Regions from separate parts of the Homo sapiens genome. Here region 2 is linked to region 1. A link is a loop called in an ENCODE intact Hi-C map of the cell type or tissue named here. Cell type or tissue: gastrocnemius medialis. All regions are shown on one strand. Links, peaks and the distances in the headings refer to the core of each region. The heading gives the core; the rest is flanking DNA.

Region 1 (8,000 bases), core at 1-8,000:
ACAGATTTGAATTTGCTTTTCAGTTCTCTTCTCAAAACCAGCAGTAGCTCCCTACGGTCTTCTAGACAGGGTTAGATTATAAACCATCCTTGATGGGCTGCTTCCAAGGTCCCTGTGGAAGCACTAGAACACTTGGGGCTATCCATGATTCAGTTCTCCAAGATTACTCAATATTTGCCTACTATGCTTTCACTGTTCTATTTTGTTTGTTTGTTTGTTTGCTCATGCTTTGAGTGGGCCATGAGTCAAGTGATGTTTGCATGCCCCCAAAACTTTATTCCACTCTTATACTTGCCTGGGTATACAATTTTAGATTGAAAATTATTTTCCCTCAGAATTTTGAAGGTACTGCTCTACTTTCTTCTTGCTTTCAGAGTTGTTGTTAACAGGTATTGTCGTTCTTATTCCCCAGTTTTTGTATTTGATTTTTTTTTGTTTTTTGAAGATAGGGTCTTGCTCTGTCACCCAGGCTGTAGTGCAGTGGTGTGATCTTGGCTCACGCAGCCTCTCGAGCAGCTGGGACTACAGGCATGTGCCACCATGCCCAACTAAGTTTTGTAGAAATGAAGTCTCACCATGTTGCCCAGGTTGGTCTTGAACTCCTGGTCTCAAGTGATCCACCTGCCTCCACCTCCCAAAGTGCTAGGATTACAGGCATTAGCTACCATGCCTGGCCCTTGAATTGTTTTTTTCATTTTAGAAACTTTCAGAATCCTCTCTGTTCTCACTGTGAAAGTTCACAACAATATACCTTTGGTGTGGGTCTTTTTTCATTCACTGTGCTAAGCACTGAGTAATTTCATTTAATCTGCAGCTGTGTGTCCTTCCATTCGGGAAATTTTATGTTATTTCTTTAATAATTTTCTCTCTTTTACTTTCTCTGTTCTTTCTTTTTGGAACTTCAGTTAATTACATATTAGAACTCCTAGATTAATTATCTAATTATCTTCTTTTCCATTTGCCATTTCTTTATTCTAGATTCACTTTATCTTTTAATACTTCTGTTGATTTTTAAAATTTTATCACTGTCATGTATTTAATTTCCAATACTATTTTTCAATATACTTATTCACAGGTAGTGTTTTTGTTTCTTTTTTTTTTTTTTTTTTTTTTTTTTGAGACAGAGTCTTGCTCAGTCGCCAGGCTGGAGTGCAGTGATGCAATCTCAGCTCGCTGCAACCTCCGCCTCCCAGGCTCAAGTGATTCTCCTGCCACAGCCTCCCGAGTAACTGGGACTACAGGTGCCTGCCACCATGCCCGGCTAATTTTTGTGTTTTTAGTAGAGACGGGGTTTCACCATGTTGGCCAGGGTGGTCTCGAACTCCTGACCTCAAGTGATCTGCCCACCTCGGCCTCCCAAAGTGCTGGGATTACAGGCGTGAGCCACTATGCCCAGGCTGTTTTGTTTTTAAAGCTTTCTTGTTTTGATCCCTGAATGTATCTTCTCTGATCACTCTGAGAGAATATTATTCATAGTTTTATTATATTTGCTTCCTGAATTTTCTGTATCCTTTTACTTTCTTTTTCCTGTGCATTTGTGTCTTTTGTCTTTCATGTTAAAATCTTTCCTCAAATATCTGGTGGTCCTTGAGGAGTAAGGACTGAAACACTGATTGGAAATGGAGCTGACTGGTTGATGGACCTCTCAGTTTTTTTATATAAAAGGAATATACAGACTTTCCCTCAGTGCTCTTGTTTACAGTTATTTCATCTGCCTGGTATTCCCAGACCCAGAGCCTCTCTGATTCCATTTCGCTGGGAGCGAACTCCCATCTCCTACAGGAATAAGGGCCTGGAGCCTTCCTTATACAGACTTTCCACTAGGTTTCCTTGTTTCCAGCACATTCATCATTTCCAGCAGTTGCAGAACCTAATGATCTCATTTCTGAGCCTTTCCAGGCCCATTAGTCCTCTCATCTACAGATACTTGTAGGTCATACCTTCCTATCCTGCTAAGCCAGAAGCCACTCATTCACTCTCTTTATTTCTACATACAGTATATTGTGGCTAGGATCAATGGTGGCACCTAGTTCCATCAAAGTTGGAGAATACTTTTTTGTGTGTGTGACACAGGGTCTTGCTCTGTTGCCCAGGCTGGAGCGCAGTGATGTGATTATGGCTCATTGCAACCTCCACCTCCCAAGTAGCTGGGACTACTGGCATGTGCCACCATGCCCGGCTAATTTTTTAAGGTTTTTGTAGAGATGAGGCTGATCACAAACATCTGGGATCAAGCGAGCCTCCTGCCTCAGCCTTCCAAAGTGCTGGGATTATAGGCGTGAGCCACTGCACCCAGCCCTCAGGCCACCCTTTAGTGTTTAATGTCACTCTGCTTTAGATAATAGTTGGAAACGGTATTGTGTTTCCCCACCAGATCGTAAGGTCTCTGAGAGAAGTCAGTTGAGTCCTAGTCATTTTGTGTAACTCCCTAATGACTGAGAAAGAAAGCCATTATTTAATTGAATTGTGATGAATTCTGTGAAGATATACACTTTTTTATACTTTAAACTATACATACATAGTTTATATATAGTACAAACTATATCTAGCAGGCATAAACTGTATTTAGTAGGTTTGCTGAGTCTCATTTATGGCCCTTTCTTCCTGCTCTACCAACTCAACAGCTAACCGTGGTTTCTCAATTGGGATCGGTGATGTCACACCTGGCCAAGGACTGCTGAAGGCCAAGTATGAGTTGCTGAATGCCGGCTACAAGAAATGTGATGAGTACATCGAAGCCCTGAACACGGGCAAGCTGCAGCAGCAGCCTGGCTGCACTGCTGAGGAGACCCTGGAGGTGAGCCCGGCCCTTTGGTTCAGGGTCGCCACTTGCCGTGCACAGTGGCTACGGTGGTGCTCTCTGGGGTTGTGCTGAGCCATGAATAGAGGTAGCAAAGGAGTGGGCAAGTCAAGGCATTGGCGTCTGTCCTGTTGGGGCCCAGGGCTCACTGTGTATGTCCTCGTCTGTCCTGTTGGGGCCCTGGGCTCACTGTGTGTGTCCTTGTTTGTTTCCTGAGGGTAGGGCCTTTCATCAGATCCTCATGTCCCTCCTAACTTTCACATCCAGGTGGTGAAAACATAGCCATCTGTTCATTCGGCCACACGAGGCTGCTCTTGTTCTGGTGGCACACTCAGGTCCCTTCTGTAACTGGTACTCGAGTGCTCCTGCCTTTTCTATTTTCAGCATCCTTCAAGTAGAAACTGACACCACAGCTCTTTGGTTTTTGGGGGTTTGGTTTTTTTTGTTTTTGTTTTTGTTTGAGACGGAGTCTCGCTTTTCATAGTTTTATGAAGCACTCCAGCCAGGCTGGAGTGCAGTGGTACGATCTTGGCTCACTGCAACGTCTGACTCCCTGGTTCAAGCAATTCTCCTGCCTCACCCTCCCAAGTAGCTGGGATTACAGGCACATGCCACCATGACCAGCTAATTTTTGTATTTTTAGTAGAGACAGGGTTTCACCATGTTGGCCAGCACGGTCTCGATCTCCTGACCTCGTGATCTGCCCACCTTGGCCTCCCAAAGTACTGGGATTACAGGTGTAAGCCACTACGCCCAGCCAGTTTTTTTGTTGTTGTTTTGTTTTAAGATGGAGTCTCACTTTGTCGCCCAGGCTGGAGTGCAGTGGTGCAATCTCATCTCACTGCAACCTCTACCTCCTGGGTGCAAGCAATTATCCCTGCCTCAACATCCTAAGTAGCTGGGATTACAGGCGCCCACCACCATGCCCAGCTAATTTTTTTTTTGCATTTTTAGTAGAGGCGGGGTTTTGCCATGTTGGCCAGCCTGGTCTCGAACTCCTGACCTCAGGTGATCCACCCACCTCGGCTTCCCAAAGTGCTGGAATTACAGGCATGAGCCACCGTGCCCAGCCTCACCACAGCTCTTTGAATGTATGGTCTTTGAAAGAGACTTGGATGCGGAAGAGGGAGAATTCATGTCTAATAGTCACATCCCCAGCCTGCTGCCCCTCATTTGAAACTATTTTAGCTAAGATCTCAACCAGCATGGGTCAGAATCAGAATCACCACCAGCCTGTGAGAACCTGAAACTCCCTCAGCAGTCTGAGTGCACCAGGCTTTCACCTGGCCGTCTTCTGCCTCACCGATAAACCCGTGGCACTGAGCTTTGACTCACCTGAGTGTGGAAGAAAGGCTCTTTAAGCATTGGGAAGTTTTCTAATGAAATACATTTTCTAAAGCAGGGAGAAACCAGAATTTTGTGAGGTATTTACCATTAGCTCATTCTTAATCTTACTGAGTCTTAGAGAGAGAGAAAAGGATATCCCTCACCGGTACCTCCTAGAAAATTACTTGAGACCTCGGCAGCAGCAATTTTTCATGGAACCAGACTTGTAACTGATTCAGCATCCTAGTTTGTAAGTTGAGGAGTAACTGTGGATGAGCTCATGAGCCGGAATATTCTTGTGAAGTCACCTCATCACATGCCTAGCTTGCAGACATTCAGATGTGTGCTTGGCAAGAAAAAGTAGAAAGACAAATTTACAAATAGTACAGGCAATTCTCTTTTACATACCACATATTATCTTATATATTTGTATGGGGTGCATGTGTGTGTCCACACAGCTATTTATATACAGATATTTTGTTGTGTAGGGTAGTATACACAAAGCCATACATTCTACCTTATGGGCCATTTAAAGGATTCTTCAAGTTTTTATTACTGTCAATTTTAGGCCAGGCTTGGTGGCTTATGCCTATAATCAAGGCAGGAAGATCCCTTGAGGCCAGGAGTTCAAGTCCAACCTGGGCAGTATAGCAAGACCCCATCTCTACAAAAAAAATTTTAAAAATTAGCCAGGCCTGGTAGGGACATATACCTGTAGTCCTAGCTACTCAGGGGTCTGGGGCAGGAGGATCACTTGAGCCCGGGAGTTTGAGGCTGCAGTGAGCTGTGATTATGCCATTGTACACCAACCTCAGCAACAGAGTGAGATCCTGTCTCCAACAAAAACAAAAAAAAGATAAACTGTTTGCCTTATACACCAATTTTAGAACCTTGTAGAAGATGTACATGTTCATATAGCCAGGGCATTTTGCTCCTCTAAGGTTCTGAAACATTTACTGATCGGAAATCGGGCATCTTGCCTCAGTATTTTCAAATTTCTTTAAATGTTAGATTGAACATTTGTAATCCACAGAGACAATGAGGACAACCCACCAAGGATCTCCTTTTCTCCCACTAGGCACTGATCCTGAAGGAGCTGTCTGTGATCCGTGACCACGCTGGCAGTGCCTGCCTCCGGGAGCTGGACAAGAGCAACAGCCCCCTCACCATGGCTCTGTGCGGCTCCAAAGGTCTGCATGCCCCTCTCTCACCTGCTGGCAGTGTGTTCTCCGTACAGGCTGTTTGGCTCCAGAAAATGTGATAGTCACAGCTCCAAACAGACATTTCATTTATTTAAGGGATCTTTTTAAATCAGAGAGAGAGACTTAATTATTTGCATTTTGGGAAGTTTAACTGCTTTGAAGGAACTTGTTGGTAATGTGTCTGGATTCTGAGTTTGAGGGTGCTTTGAGCAACGTGGTCTTTAAAAAAAAATGAGGCCAGATGCAGTGGCTCATGCCTGTAATCCCAGCACTTTGGGAGGCTGAGGCCGAGGCCGATTGATTGCTTGAGCCCAGGAGTTTGAGATCAGCCTGGGCAATATGCCAAAACCCCATCTCTACAAAAAATACAAAAAAAAAAAAATTAGCTGGGCGTGGTGGCTTGTGCCTGTCGTCCCAGCTAATCAGGAGGCTGAGGTGGGAGGATCACTTGAGCCCAGCAGGTCAGGCAGGTTGAAGCAGAAGAAAGCCAGGGATTTTTTAATGTACTTAATGATGTGGCATAATTCTTCTATTTTGTAGATACCGAGGCCCTCAAAGCATTTGGTTTTATGATAATGCATTCAAATTCAAAACCTCTGTGCTTCTATTTCTGTACACTTTTTTTTTAAACAGGATAAAGTCCAGTCTCTTTAACTTTGCTGCCTTTTACCCCATTGCTCTCCTGCTTCCTACCCTCAGGACATAGCCCACACTTTTCCATTTCTCTGTCTTTGCTTCCTACTTTCCCACCCACTTTGGAATTCCTCCCCCTCTCCCTTTATGTCCAAATCATAATGTCCTCCAGGAGTCCAACCTGGACTTGCTGAAGCCTCCTTGAAGACTCACCTGTCACTTCCCCAGCCTTTCCTCCAACCCACACATGCTCCTGGCTCCTCTCGCCGTCGTTCCGCCTTTCTTGGGTTCCTGACAGCTCCTTGTTGTCTTGATTGTATTTCTGTCTTCTACTGTTCCAGGACCATGACCTCATTGAGCATAAGGGCCTATTCCTGTTTTACCCTTCCAATCTGCATGCACTTCAATTAGTGTTATTTTGGTAAATGAATGTTACATTTCTGGTCCATGTCCCCAGGTTCCTTCATTAACATATCACAGATGATTGCCTGTGTGGGACAGCAGGCCATCAGTGGCTCTCGAGTGCCAGACGGCTTTGAAAACAGGTCCTTGCCTCATTTTGAAAAACACTCAAAGGTAAGCAGTAGCAGATCAGGTAGAACTGTGAAGATCTCTTAATCTACACTTTCCTCCAAGGAACACAGACCTATTCAGATCAAAGACCGTTGGCCAATTTCATGTGGAGTTTTATATATGTATTTTTTGCCATTTTATTAAGATACACTTCAGGCCGGGCACAGTGTCTCATGCCTGAAATTCTAGCACTTTGGGAGGCCAAGGCAAGAGGATTGCTTGAGGCCAGGAGTTCGTCTGGCCAACATAGCGAGACCCCATCTCTACAAATAAATAAACTTTAAATACATATATACTTCATATGTAATTATTACAATTATACTTCATATATAATTTACCCATGTAAGGCACACAGTTCAGTGACTGTTAATCACAGAGCTGTGCAGCCATCACTACAACCTACTTTTAGAACATTTTCAGTGCCCAGAATGAAACCCTGTAGACATTGACAATGCATGGTTATGTTTTGTAGGTGGGCAGGTCTGGCCCACAGGAAGGATATCTTGAAGGTGTCATTTCCCAGGGAATGGGCAGGCAGCCTCCATCCACAGGGTGTCCTCTGAGGTCCTTGACTGCTTGCCTATTTTAAGGAGAGCATCCAGATCTTAGGTTTCCCTCTCTTGGGCCACTTGCCTGCCACTGGCACCAGCACCAGCCCTGGCTGGGCCCTCATTCTCCTTGTCCCTGGTATAAAGTATTTCTCCATAAGGAAAGGGCAAAGAAAGCCTGCCATTTAGTGAGAATATACTGGCCAGGTATTTATAGTCTCAAGGTGGGGCATTTTCTGATTTGAGTGGATTTCAGAATCGTGGGCCTTGAACTTTTTTTGTTTGATTTTTCTTTTTTCTACCTCTCTTTAGCTCCCAGCTGCCAAAGGCTTTGTGGCTAATAGCTTTTATTCCGGTTTGACACCAACTGAGTTTTTCTTCCACACAATGGCCGGCCGGGAAGGTCTAGTCGACACGGCTGTAAAGACAGCTGAAACGGGATACATGCAGGTAACCTGAAGAAATGTAGGCCATTAGCAACAGAGCAGGACAGAGCTCTGTGGGTTTTGACTATTGAGTACACGTTTTGCACATGAGCTGTAATTTATCTAGTCTTGGGTTAAATTTAAAAGGAAAAAATGTAGAAAGGTAGATGCCCTGGAAATGAACAACCAAAAAAAATGTAGTATGTTCCGAATCATCCTATGATGATCAAGACCAGGCCAGAGCCACGCATAGCAAAGCGCTGTTAGAGGAGAACATGGATGGAAGTACATTGTGGGATATGTCATTCAACCTCACTAAGCCTCGCTTTACTAACACGTGACAATGAGGGTTATTGCAAGGCCTCTGCCTCTCTCTTTGCAACTATTTATGTAACTCATTATTAATATCATTCTAATTAACTCTAATGACCTATTCCAGTGCTTGCTGCGGGGCTTGGATGCTTAGAAGGAAAGCATTTCCTCAGAGAGTGTA
Region 2 (12,896 bases), core at 2,345-10,344, 96 kb after region 1:
TCTCCCAACCAAATCCCAGGCAGCATGTCATTTTTCTTATAAATACTTAAAGATGTGTCTCTAAGAGATGAGGCATTAATAATAATTTCTTAATGTTATCAAGTTGCCCGGGTGATGCTCAGTTTTGCTTGTCTCAAAGATGTCATTTTATTGGTGGCTTATTAAAATCAGGATTTTAGCAAGGGCCACCCACTGCATTTAGTTGATGTTGTCTCTGAAGTCTGTTTTATAATCCCTGGCAGCTCCCCTTGCCCAGGCCGGTTGTTTCAGGAAGAACTTTTAAAAATGATTGGTGCTATCCAGCTCTGGAGTGGACTGTTCTAGGTGGCGACTTGCAATCCTGAAACTGTTTAGCCATGGTTTCCTCAGAGGGCTGATGCAAACAATTAAATGAAATAACACGTACAAAGTGTAAATGTCTTTTATGACTTAAGTTTTTTATTTTTATTTTTTTTAGCCATGAGGTCTTTTTTGTTAACTGCACTCTTAGGTGAGAGCCAGATCTGTAAATTAGACGAGAGAGGCACTGATGGGGAGTATGGGCTTGGAGCTTGTCCCTTGAGCTTGTGGCCTTCTTGAGGCTCCTCCACAGGTTTCCCTGGGGTTCTCCACAGTTCACAGAACCCAGTTTGAAAACCACTGGTCTGCTTGCTTTTGGTTTAAGATGCTCCCCATGTGGGAGAGGGAAGCACCACCTGAAAGCCTCACCTTGCTTTGCGTGAGCTGAGCTGGGGTGGTGAGCCACTGCTGGAGCCAGAGGCTGCAGATGGTGTTTTCACTGGGTACTCTTGTCTTCACCTGCTTCCTTTGTAGGTTTCCTCTTGGGATGAACTGTGCTTTTAAAAAAGACACATAGCCACTTTGTGGCGAGTAAAAACCACTCTCTGTTAACCAGGACAGTGATGTGGGGAGGAGCAGAGTGAAAATCCCATCAGAAGGTCAATTGCAGTGAGCAGTGGTTACTTTTTTTTTTTGAAAAATTATTCTTGTGGGCATGCTGGCATGTTCCTGTAGTCCTAGCTACTTGGGAGGCTGAGGAGGGAGGATCGCTTGAGCCCAAGAGTTCTGGGCTGTAGTGTGCTATGCTAATCAGGTGGCCAGTTTGGCATCAATATGGTGACCCTGGGAGCAGGAGACCACCAGGTTGCCTAAGGAGGTCAGAAATGGAGCAGGTTAAAACTCTCATGCTGATCAGTGGTGGGGTCATGCCTGTGAATAGCTACTGCACTCCAACCTGGGCAACATAGTGAGACCCTACCCCATCTCTATAAATAAATTGATAGATAGATATAAATAGAAAAATTAACCTTTTTTTTTTTTTTTTTTTAAAGAGACAGGGTCTTACCCTGTTGCCCATGCTGTCATGATTGATGGCATGATCCTAGCTCAATGTAATCTTGAACTCCTGGGCTCAGGCGATCCTCCTGCCTCAGCCTCCCTGAGTAGCTAGGACAACAGGTACCCACCATCATGCTGAGCTAATTAAAAAAAAAAATTCATAGAGATGGGGTCTCGCTGTGTTGCCCAGGCTGGTCTTGAACTCCTGGCCTTAAGTGATCCTCCCTCCTCAGCCTCCCAAAGTGTTGGGATCACAGGCATGAGTTGCCACACCCAGCCTGTTTTTTTTTTTTTTTAAGAAAATGTTATCACTTGTTTGCCTTACCCCTCTATTGCATAAGAGAACTGTTCGTTTTTATGCGTAAACAAGCTCCTGCTAACATGCAGCCTGCCGTGGGGGCTGCAGGGCTGCCCGTGTGGAAAGCGGTGCCATTAGAGATGGCCATCTCTGACTCAGAGCTGCTGCCCTGGTGGCCACCTCAAGCCAGGGTGTGTTTTCCCTGCCAACAGGATTTTTATAGATGTGGCATGCCTCTCAAACCTCTTCTTCAGAGTCCACCCCAGTTTGCTTGTCTGAATGGTACCTCCCTGGCTCTAAGATGACCCCTGAGTCCCCAAATTAAATCTGCACATATTTGACCATTGCCAATCTGCTATCCAAATGTAGTAAAGATCTTTCCAGCCAATATTGAGGAAGGTGATAGCAAAACAAAGGAAACAAAATCTAATTCTATTTACATATTTTAACGTAAGAAGTAATACTTTAAAATACTTTAATTCTGGCTAGGTGTGGTAGCTTACACCTGTAATTCCAGCACTTTGGGAGGCAGGCGGATTGCTTGAGCCCAGGAGTTCGAGACCAGCCTGAGCAACATAGGGAGACCCCATCTGTACAAAAAATACAAAAATTAGCTGTGGCGCATGCCTGTGGTCCCAGTTGCTTGGGAGACTGAGGTGGGAGGATCCCTTGAACCTGACAGGTAGAGGTTGCATGAGCTGAGATTGGGCCAGTGCACTCCAACCTGGGTGGACAGTAAGACCCTGTCTCAATCAATCAATCAATCAATAAAACACTTTAATTCTTAAAAAAAATATATAGTGGCCTTTTCAGTATTCATGGTAACCTCTATTCTCATTCCAAGTAACCTTTCTTCTCATCTGACCAGAACTTCTTTTCCTGTTTATGTTTTTTTTTTTTTTTTTTTTTTCCTTCAGACAGAATCTCGCTCTGTCACACAGGCTGCACTCCAGACTAGAGTGCAGTGGTGCAGTCTCAGCTCACTGCAACCTCTGACTTCCAGGTTCAAGAGATTCTTGTGTCTCAGCCTCCCCAGTAGCTGGGATTACAGGCGTGTGCCATCACACCCAGGTAATTTTTGGTATTTTTAGTAGAGACGGCGTTTTATCATGTTGGTCGGGCTGATCTCAAACTCTGACTTCAGGTGATCCACCTGCCTTGGCCCCCCAAAGTGCTGGGATTACAGATGTGAACCACGACGCCCGGCCTACATTTCTTAAGGAGCCTATGATTGTTGAATGCCATGGCTGGAAGGGATCTTAGAAACCACTTTGCCCAAACTCCTTATTTTACAAATGAGAAACAGGTCTCTTCCCAGGCTGGGGTTCCTTCCAAGACTTCTTTACCAGGAGCAGGCTGGGTGGGAAGTCTCAGATCCGTGGCTAGTTTTTCCTGACATTCTCCTGGCTTTGTGGGCACCAGCCTTTACAGTGAGGGTGAGCAAGTGACACAGCATCCCAGTTTCTGGACTTGAGCTACAGCCTTTAATTCCTGATCAATGAAAAAAATCTTTTATCAGCCTCTGCAATTGATATTTATCTTTTACAGATGGGCACACTCGGCCAGTAGAGTTTGGTAGCCTGCTCAGGGCCATCAGCTGCTGAGAGGCTAGGCAAGCCCTGGAGTCCTTGTCAGTTTTTTGATAATGACTACCTTTACTCGGTACTGCAGGCCACCCTGTGACCATTTCTGTGGTCTGAGCCTTGCCTACCTCTCCACCTCTCTTCGTCACAGCATTCGTCCATTCATTCAGCAGATGTGTTCTGAGCATCTGTCACACTGGGGGCTTTCTGGATGTAGACGTAGGACGTGATATCTAAATTGAGTGCTGAGTCGGGGAATGGGTCTGATGCTGGCAGGGAGACCCATGACTCCTTTTTGTGACACAGCAGAAACTCTGGGTGCTGGCTGCCGTGGCTTCTTCTTGCTTAGTCACAGGGCAGAGTTCAGGCAGGAAAATGAGGCCACCGGGCCTCTTGTCCCAGGGAAAAAAGCCTTTTATAAAGATAAGAGGATAAGGCCCCGTGGACACTGAGTTGGGACCCACCCTGATAGCCAATCTCAGTAGGAGCTGGATCCAAGAAAAAGCAGGAAAGTAAACAAAACCAAAATGTGCTGGTTTTGAGTCCTTCTCCTGAAAAAAACGGAGCTAAACCCATGGCGGTTTAGAGTTTAGGGGCTGTGGGTGTGAGTATATATGCGCCTATGTATCCCCCCACTCATTTTTGCTAGAAAATGGCAAACCACCTTTCTGTATCTTGTTGCATTTCCCCCGATTTTGTGAGCCCAGGGAGAGAGAACAAAACGGTGACCAGCTGTCCTTGTTTCTGTGGGAAGTTGTGAAATTTCATGTAGTCTTGATCTTTTGTCCTCAGCCACCCTCATTTTTTTTTTAATACCTTTAAGTTCTGGGGTACATGTGCAGAACACGCAGGCTTGTTACATAGGTATACACGTGCCATGGTGGTTTGCTGCACCCATCAACCCGTCATCTACATTAGGTATTTCTTCTGTTGCTATCCCTCTCCTAGACCCCCACCCCTGACAGGCCCTGGTGTGTGATGTTCCCCTCCTTGTGTCCATGTGTTCTCATTGTTCAACTCTCACTTAGGAGTGAGAACATGCAGTATTTGGTTTTCTGTAACCTCCCTCATCTTCAGGCTTCTCATGAGAACTCAGTGGAGCTGGTCACAGTGTCTTCTCCTTGCATGAGATAACACAAGCTTTAGGGTGGAGCCCAGATTCTGACAAGAGTTTATCTGTCTATCTCTCCAGCAAGTACCTGGTCACTACTCTTTACCAGGCTCGGCTAAGTGCTGAGCATGCAAAGATGGAAAGATATCTACCATGAACAATATTCCAACCTGGATTCGTTCTTTTAGCTGGAACATATATATCCTGCTGTTGTGTTTCAAAGGTTTTCCTTTTTAATTGCTCTATTGTGGAGCTTTTAGAAATACCAGAAAATAATCAGCCTAGCTTATACTGACTTCCTCCTTCTCACCTTCCATTTTGTGCTTTATAGCACATGGCAAGTGTTTTTGTGTCTAAAAATCCATCAGATTCTCAGAAGGGCAACAAAGAAGATGGCTTCTCTCCCCCCACCCCCCAGGAGTTTATTGTCTTGTTGGAAAACTTGAACAAGTGGGTATCTAGTAGTACAGATAGTGCCAGACAGGTGAGGCTGCTTGAAGTTTCAGTGCCTAAGGAAGGAGGGTGTATGGTGAGCTGGGCATAGGCAGGCGGCTGGAAGGAGGGAGGTAGACCTGGCGAGGGGAGAGCACAGAGCAGGACTTGGGAGAGAATCCATTCTGTGACTGGCGGGTTTGTCTGGTAATTCAGGGCTTCTGATTGGAGCATTCGCTCAGCAGGTGCTGGAAAAATGAGGCCAGGCCAACCAGCCTCTGCTGTCCTTCCAGTCATTCTCTCTGGGCTGGTTCTCTTGTGAGGCTGCTGGGGCTGGAGAGGGGAATGGGTTGGGTTGGCATTGGGTGGGAGGCTGATGGGTGGTCTGTGATGTGTGAAGGAGGACCCGGTGGCCGCAGGTGGGTAGGTGAGGATGTAGACTGGCTGGCCTTCCCAGGATCCCCTGAGGTGTCTGACTGGCTGTCTGTGAGTTGCTAGGAGGATTGGAAAGCCAGCGTTCTCCCCAGTTTCAACTCTGAGAGTTACAGTGGGGATGTTTGGAAATAGAGTTGGTGTGTCCTCTGGGGAGTGTGGGACATGTTCCTGTGTTGTGGCTGTCTCTTTGGGGAGGAGAAGAGCATGGCTAAGGAGAGAGGGGGCTGAGGGTACCTCTGCTTTCCAGGCCTCATGTCCTCACCTCTGCAGTGGGATCCGTGACTCCCTCGCCCTCTTGTGGCTTGTGTGAAAGGTAGGTGGCTGCTGCAGGTTCATGGCCACACATGGGTGGTTGTATGCTGTGTAGGTGGTAGGTGTTGTGTTGCATAGGATACTTTATTATTTTTGTATTTATTTTCTCATTTGATCTCACCAGCAACCTTTTAGGGGTCCTTACCTGACCTTACAAGTGAGGAAACAGGTAAGGAAGGCCGGGTTACTCAGGAGTCAGTTTAGGAGAGTAATTAAGAGCCTGTACCTGAGCCAAGATACTGGGTTTGAATCCTGAATCTGCCACTTACCGTGACCATGGCCAAATTGCTTTCTCTCTCTGTGCCTTGGTTTCCTCATCTGTGGAATGGGGATAATAACAGGACCTTGTATTGTGAGGGTTAAATAAGTTAGTAAGTGTTGACAGCAGTGTGTGGCACATGGTAAGTACTGTGTAAGCGTAAGCTGCTATATTTATGTGTGTATTTGAGACAGGGTATAACTCTGTTGCCCAGGCTGGAGTGCAGTGGCATGATCTCAGCTCATGGCCACCTCCACCTCACAGGCTCAATTGATTATCCTACCTTAGCCTCCTGAGTAGCTGCAACTATAGGTGCATGCCACTGTGCCTGGCTACTTTTTGTATTTTTTATAGAGACAGGGTTTCACCATGTTGCTCAGGCTGGTCTTGAACTTCTGGGCTAAAGTGATCTGCCTGCCTTGGCCTCCCAAAGTGCTGAGATAACAGGCATGAGTCACCGCGCCGGCCCAGTTATTTTCATTCTTATGATTGTCCCAGTTCCATGGCTGTTTAAGTGGCATAGGGGGGCAGGAGCCCAGCCATGACATCCAGGGCGGGTTGGTTGGTTTGTTTCTCCCTACTCTACCCCCAACTCAGGGTGTGGTCTACAGACCAGTGCTGGTTTGCAATCTTCTGGTTCCTGGTCTGTGATGAAGTAAGCAAGCACAGAGATTGAGTGTTTAGCAACCTTTAGAGCAACTTGACCTTGCTAGTACTCATTGAACAGGTATAGACTGCTTCAGTGTTGTCAGATCACGTGGTGAGTGGTGTGTAGTGTGAGCTGCAGGTAAGTCATCAATAGAAGGATGATGTGATTGCAAATAAAAAAGTGGAGCTCTGGGCCAGGCGCGGTGGCTCATACCTGTAATCCCAGCACTCTGGGAGCCTGAGTCAGGTGGATCACCTGAGGTCGGGAGTTCAAGGCCAACCTGGCCAACATAGTGAAACCCCATGTCTACTGAAAAATATAAAAATTAGCTGGGCATGGTGGTACGTGCCTGTACTTCCAGCTGCTCGGGAGGCTGAGATAGGAGAGTCGCTTGAACTGGGGAGGTGGATGGTGGAGTGAGCCAAGATTGTGCCACTGCACTCCAGCCTGGGCAACAGAGTGAGACTCCATCTCAGGAAAAAAAAAAAAAAAAAAAAAAGTGGAGCGCAGCACTGTTGCTGCCCATCCTGAACAGTCGACCTCCTTGGGAGGAGCCTCAGCCAGTGGGAGAAGGTGGGATTGATGGCATTTTGTAGGCCAGTGCATGACATTTGTGTTCCAGAAGTCCCTGACGATTCAAGAAAGTGAGGCCTCACAGTGGAGACTTATCAATGAGCAGTTGTTTCCATTTCACACCAGTGATGCTTACGGTACAAGTGCTTTTCCTGCCATTCCCTTAGCAGGTACGGTTCAGTCAGGTTTGGTAAGAATCCATACTGGAACACAACCTTGAGCTCGATCCTGTTTCACCTCTTAGACTGGTGGGAACTAGAAAGCTGGATGCTGCCTATCAGCAGTGGGTGTGGGGATGCAGGAACTCTTGCCTTTGCAGTTGCAGCTGTCCTGGAGCCTCTGGCAGGGTACCAGCAAAGCCCTGACCCAGAAGCCCCTCCCATGGGTGTCAGTTCCCCAGGTTCTCATGCAGGTCCTAAGGGGAAGGTCCAGGGTGTTCACTGCAGTGTTGTTTGTGGTGGTGAGGTAGAGCTGGATGTCCATTCCTGCAGAGCAAATGGGTATAATGGGTGGGTATGAGTCTGTAGTCCCTTGCAGCAATTCCAAGTGACTGGTGAGAAGCACACGTGGCAGGCAGCATGATGTATTTAAATGCACAGTGCTCAGTGAAAACATAAGAAATAGAGCATGGATGGTGCAGTGCTATTATGTAGATTGCTGATATAGAACAATACCCATCTTGCAAGAATATGAACAGATTAACACAAGAGAATGGTTGACTGTGGGTGAGGGGAGGGAAATGGGAATAAAAGGAAATAAATAAGACGAGAGAGAGAAGAGGAAATAAATACATCTCTTTCCCATCCTAGTGCTGTCTTTGAGGGGAGGGTCTTGGCTGTGCTCCATCACTCAACTCTGTGGCACCTTGTGCCTTGGCTGAGCTGGCAACCTCAGGCAGGTCGTTCACCCAGAAATGGTCTTGGTAAAGAGTTACCCATGCTGTTACATAGCTGTTAAGGTCACCAGGTGGGGAGGGACAACTTCAGGTCATGTGATAGTTGACACAGCAGGGACAAGGGTGTTTTTAACGTAGGGACAAGGATGATTAGCTAGGTGATTGTGGAAGGAAGAGGTGCGCAAACACTTGATTTAAAGATGGCATTGTGAATATGCATCAGCAGTGCTTGTAAAAACCCATATTCTCATCTTGGCCATAGTGGAAAAAGTATGAATGGTCTAGGAAAACAACCACTCCATTCCACGTGTTTATTGAGCTTGTGATACTACATAAGACAGGAAGATGGGCTGGATGAGGTGACTCATGCCTGTAATCCCAGCACTTTTGGAGGCCGAGGTGGGAGGATCGATTGAGCCCAGGAGTTTGAGACCAGCCCGGGCAACACAGTGACAACTCATCTCTATGAAAATATTTTTAAAAATGACAAGGAGCCAGGAGAGTTTTTTTTTTTTTTTTGAGATGAAGTCTCGCTCTTGTCGCCCAGGCTAGAGTGCAGTGGCGCGATCTCGGCTCACTGCAACTTCTGCCTCCCGGGTTCAAGTGATTCTCCTTCCTCAGCCTCCCGAGTAGCTGGGATTACAGGCACCTGCCACCACACCCGGCTAATTTTTGTATTTTTAGTAGAGATGGGGTTTCACCATGTTGGTCAGGCTGGTCTCAAACTCCTGACCTCAGGCAATCCACCCGCCTCAGCCTCTCAAAGTGTTGGGATTACAGGCCTGAGCCACCGCGCCCGGCCGGAGCCAGGAGATTTTACCTTCAGGAAAGTAAAACTCTGCTCAGGATTAGGAGCAACATGTTTTTGTTTTTTTTTTTATTTGGAAGAACAGGATGTTTAATTTGACTTACAGTTCCACATGGCTGGGAGGTCTCATAATCATGGCAGAGGGCAAAAGGCACTGCTTACAATGTGGCAGCAAGAAAGAATGAGGAAGAAGCAAAGGCGGAAACCCCTGATAAACCCATCAGATCTCCCGAGACTTACTATCACAAGAATAGCATGGGAAAGACCGGCCCTTATGATTCAGTTACCTCCCCGTAAGTCCCTCCCACAACACGTGAGAATTCTGGGACATATAATTCAGTTGAGATTTGAATAGGGACACAGCCAAATCATTATCATTCCACCCCTGGCCCCTCCAAATCTCAGGTCCTCACATTTCAAAACCAATCATGCCCTCCCAACAGTCCCCCAAAGTCTTAACTCATTTCAGAATTAATCCAAAAGTCCACAGTCCAAAGTCTCATCTGAGACAAGGCAAGTCCCTTCCGCCTATGAACAGTTCCACATGGCTGGGGAGGTCTCATAATCGTGGTGGAGGGCAAAAGGCACTTCTAACATGGTGGCAGCAAGACAGAATGAGAGGAGCAACATGTTCTTTTTCCTTTTGTTGAGATGGGGGTTTTGCCATGTTGCCCAGGCTGAAGTGCAGTGGCCATTCATAGGCGTGATCATTGTGCACTACAGCCTCAAACTCTTGGACTCAAGTTATCCTCCCACTGATCCTCCCACTGCAGCCTCCTGAGTAGCTGAGATACAGGTGCACACCACCACACTTGACTTAGAGCAGCCTTTTAATTGCCAGAAACCACTGTTAAGGAATTGCGAGAGCTCTTGTTTTCTGGGAATATTCAAGTAGAACCTCAGCCATGTCAGGGAAGGAGTTCTATCACCTTCATGGTGTATGTAGATGCCATCTGCAGTCCTTCCTGCACTAATTGAAGTGGGCTCCAAGTTTTAGGTCTGATGCTGTAACAGGCAGAATATCCCTTATCCAAAATACTTAGGACCAGAAGTATTTCCGATTTTTGATTATTTTTGGATTTTGGAATATTCCCATATACATAATGAGATATCCTGGGGATGGGACCGAAGTCTAAACATGAAATTCATTTATGTTTCATATATACCTTCTACATATAGCTTAAAAGTGATTTTTTTTTTTTTTTTTTTTGAGATGGAGTTTCAAAACAGAGTCTCACTCTGTTGCCCAGGCTGAAGTGCAGTGTCACGATCTCGGCTCACCGCAACCTCTGCCTCCCAGGTTCAAGCGATTCTCCTGCCTCAGCTTCCCCAGTAGCTGGGATTACAGGTGCCCACCACCATGCCCGGCTAATTGTATTTTTAATTTTATTTTTCTTTTTTATTTTTTTTTTTGAGACAGAGTCTCACTCTATCACCCAGGCTGGAGTGCAGTGGTGCAATCTCAGCTCACTGCAACCTCTGCCTCCCGAGTTCAAGCAGTCCTCCTGCCTCAGCCTCCCGAGTAGCTGGGACTACAGGCACGTGCCACCACGCCCGGCTAATTTTTGTATTTTTAGTAGAGACGGGGGTTCTCCATATTGGCCAGGCTGGCCTCGAACTCCTGACCTCAAGCAATCCGCCTGCCTCGGCCTCCCAAAGTGCTGGGATTACAGGCGTGAGCCGCTGCGCCCGGCTGCTTAATGGTGATTTTATACACTATTTTAAATAATTGTGTGTATGAAACAAAGTGTATGTACATTGAACCATCAGAATGCAAAGGTGTTACTATCTCATGTTGATGCTCTGAAAGTTTGGGATTCTGGAGCATTTTGGATTTTTGAATGAGGGATGCTCAATGGCTCGTTTATTTATTTATTTATTTTTTGAGACGGAGTCTCGCTCTGTCGCCCAGAATGAGGGATGCTCAATGGCTCGTTTATTTATTTATTTATTTATTTATTTATTTTTTTATTTATTTTTTGAGATGGAGTCTCGCTCTGTCGCCCAGACTGGAGTGCAGTGGTACGATCTCGGCTCACTGCAAGCTCCGCCTGCTGGGTTCACGCCATTCTCCTGCCTCAGCCTCCCGAGTAGCTGGGACTACAAGCGCATGCCACCACGCCTAGCTAATTTTTTGTATTTTTAGTAGAGATGGGGTTTCACCATGTTAGCCAGGATGGTCTCGATCTCCTGACCTCATGATCCGCCCACCTCGGCCTCCCAAAGTGCTGGGATTACAGGTATGAGCCACCGCGCCCGGCCCTCAATGGCTCGTTTTTAATGGGAGCACAGTCTTGCCTGATTGAGATTTATGTCACCAGTTCTTCTTGATTGGAGATGTAGAGATTTCCCATTTTTTCTGTACTTACAATGCTGCGGTGCATCACCTCATGCTATAGATCTTTGTATGCTTCTTTATTTTCTCAGGATGAATTCCTAGAAGTGGTGCTGTTGGGTCAAAGGGTGTGGACTTTGAACGGCTGTTGATACAAATTGCTGGGCTGAAACAGCAGTCCTGGGTTCACGCTTGGGGTTCCCCGGGTGCAGTCTTTGGATTGGCTTTTTCAGAGTCACTGGGGAAGCTTCTGAAAGATTAAACCCCTTGGCCTCACCCTAGGTCTGTGAATCAGAACCTGGGTGTGGGCTGGACCCCAGGGGTTCCTTTTACTCGGTGTTTGGGAAATAGGCACGGCATCTCCTCAGTGTCCAAGCCTGTCCTGGAAGGGAGACAGAGACCACACCTGTCTGTTCCCTCTAAGGGAGAGCTGTGGTGTGAGTGCAGCTCGGTGGCAGCGAGTGAGAGGAGCTCAGTTTAGGGACTTGGCTCTGGGTGTCACTTTGTTCCTCTGTAAAGTGGGAGTGGCCTTGGGGAGTCTAATGTGCTAATACCAGCATACGAGTGAGTATTTCTCTTACTAATGTCATAAGATGAGAAGGATCTCATAGTTGGCTTTCTGGCTGGGCCAGGCCAGATCTGGGAAGAGTGTGCAGGGAGAAGTGGGTCAGGACAGAGAGCTCGTCTTTCCAGCCCTTCCCCAGGGGGACCTTGGGCTGCTCCACCGTTGGAGCCGGGTGCTGTTGGCTCAGGCCCACTGTGGGTCCTGGCGTCCTTATGTCCAGGTCAGCAAAGAGGAGCTGCTTTTGCCAGGGGTTGCTGCATCCTGTGCCTAGAAGTGAGAGTGCCAGGAGGCTGGGGTGTGGGCTTCCCAGCCATTGTCTGCAGTGCGGGAAGGAGGCCCCAAGGTGCCTCCCCACCCGTCAGCGTGGACCGCAGAAGTCACGGATGCTGCCTTTCTGATGCGATGCAGCAGTCTTTCCTCAGAGGGCCATAGCTGCACTGTGTGGATGTGCTACTTCCTGACACCGGCGTTAGTCCAGATGGGTTTGCTCAGGTGCACCCAGCCAAGGGGTAACTCTTTGCCAGGTGTAACCTCCAGGATGCTACTGTAGATGGGCTGTTTACCAGTTGTCCCTGTAAAGGTCAAGTCTGCTCTGACGGCCCTGTTTCTTGGTCTGTAAGTCAGAAGGAACATCATTTATTCACTTCTTCAAGTAAACGTACTGTGCTGTAGTAGTCAGGATGAATGGTCCACATTAGGGAGCAGACGGCAGCACAGCTGACTTGGGGACTGATAAGTTGTGCCTTGCTGTGGGCGCTTGGGAAACACATCCAAGGAAAGGGATTGTTTTTCTTTTTTCTTCTCTTTTCTTTTTTTTTTTTTTTTTGAGATGGAGTTTCACTCTGTCACCCAGGCTGGAGTGCAATGGCGCGATCTTGGCTCACTGCAACCTCTGCCTCCCGGGTTCAAGCCATTCTCCTGCCTCAGCCTCCCAAGTAGCTGGGACTATAGGCGTGCACCACCATGCCCGGCTTGCTTGCTTGCTTATTTATTTATTTATTTACTTGAGACGGAGTCTCGCTCTGTCACCCAGGGTGGAGTACAGTAGCACGATCTTGGCTCACTGCAACCTCCGCCTCCCGGGTTCAAGCAATCCTCCTGCCTCAGCCTCCTGAGTAGCTGGGATTACAGGCTCATGTCATCACATCTGGCTAATTTTTATATTTTTAGTAGAGATGGGGTTTTACCATGTTGGTCAGGCTGGTCTCAAACTCCTGACCTCGTGATATGCCTGCCTCGGCCTCCCAAAGTGCTGGGATTACAGGTGTGAGCCACTGTGCCCAGGCTTTATTTTTGTATTTTT

What was found. Hi-C counts contacts between places; a loop is a spot of excess contacts. Peaks named below come from ENCODE experiments on the same cell type or tissue, not always from the same donor. Only the 100,000 strongest peaks of a DNase experiment are listed, where the experiment ranks them.
Region 2: it touches region 1 in a loop (4-fold over the local background); 2 of 110 quality-filtered maps call a loop at or near these places.

The regions. Positions count from the first base shown.
Region 1 is chr10:77,999,513-78,007,512 of GRCh38, reverse strand. It overlaps POLR3A (RNA polymerase III subunit A), which reads left to right. Exons shown (of 31, transcript NM_007055.4): 16 at 2,625-2,797; 17 at 5,205-5,316; 18 at 6,419-6,537; 19 at 7,395-7,532. Among named protein-coding and RNA genes, the nearest start is that of POLR3A, 26 kb to the left of the region's middle. In gastrocnemius medialis, for the core only: CTCF peaks have their summits at 3,097 and 7,072; DNase peaks (open chromatin) are centred at 2,672, 3,102 and 7,134; H3K27ac peaks cover 5,731 bases.
Region 2 is chr10:77,900,638-77,913,533 of GRCh38, reverse strand. All of the region lies in intron 1 of DLG5 (discs large MAGUK scaffold protein 5), which reads left to right. It also overlaps the pseudogene RN7SL284P. Among named protein-coding and RNA genes, the nearest start is that of DLG5, 20 kb to the left of the region's middle. RefSeq lists cis regulatory regions at 3,517-3,527, 3,562-3,572 and enhancers at 3,450-3,594, 3,495-3,639, 6,109-6,403, 11,322-11,849, 11,850-12,377. In gastrocnemius medialis, for the core only: a CTCF peak has its summit at 5,506 (motif pointing left); no DNase peak of the experiment used is centred there.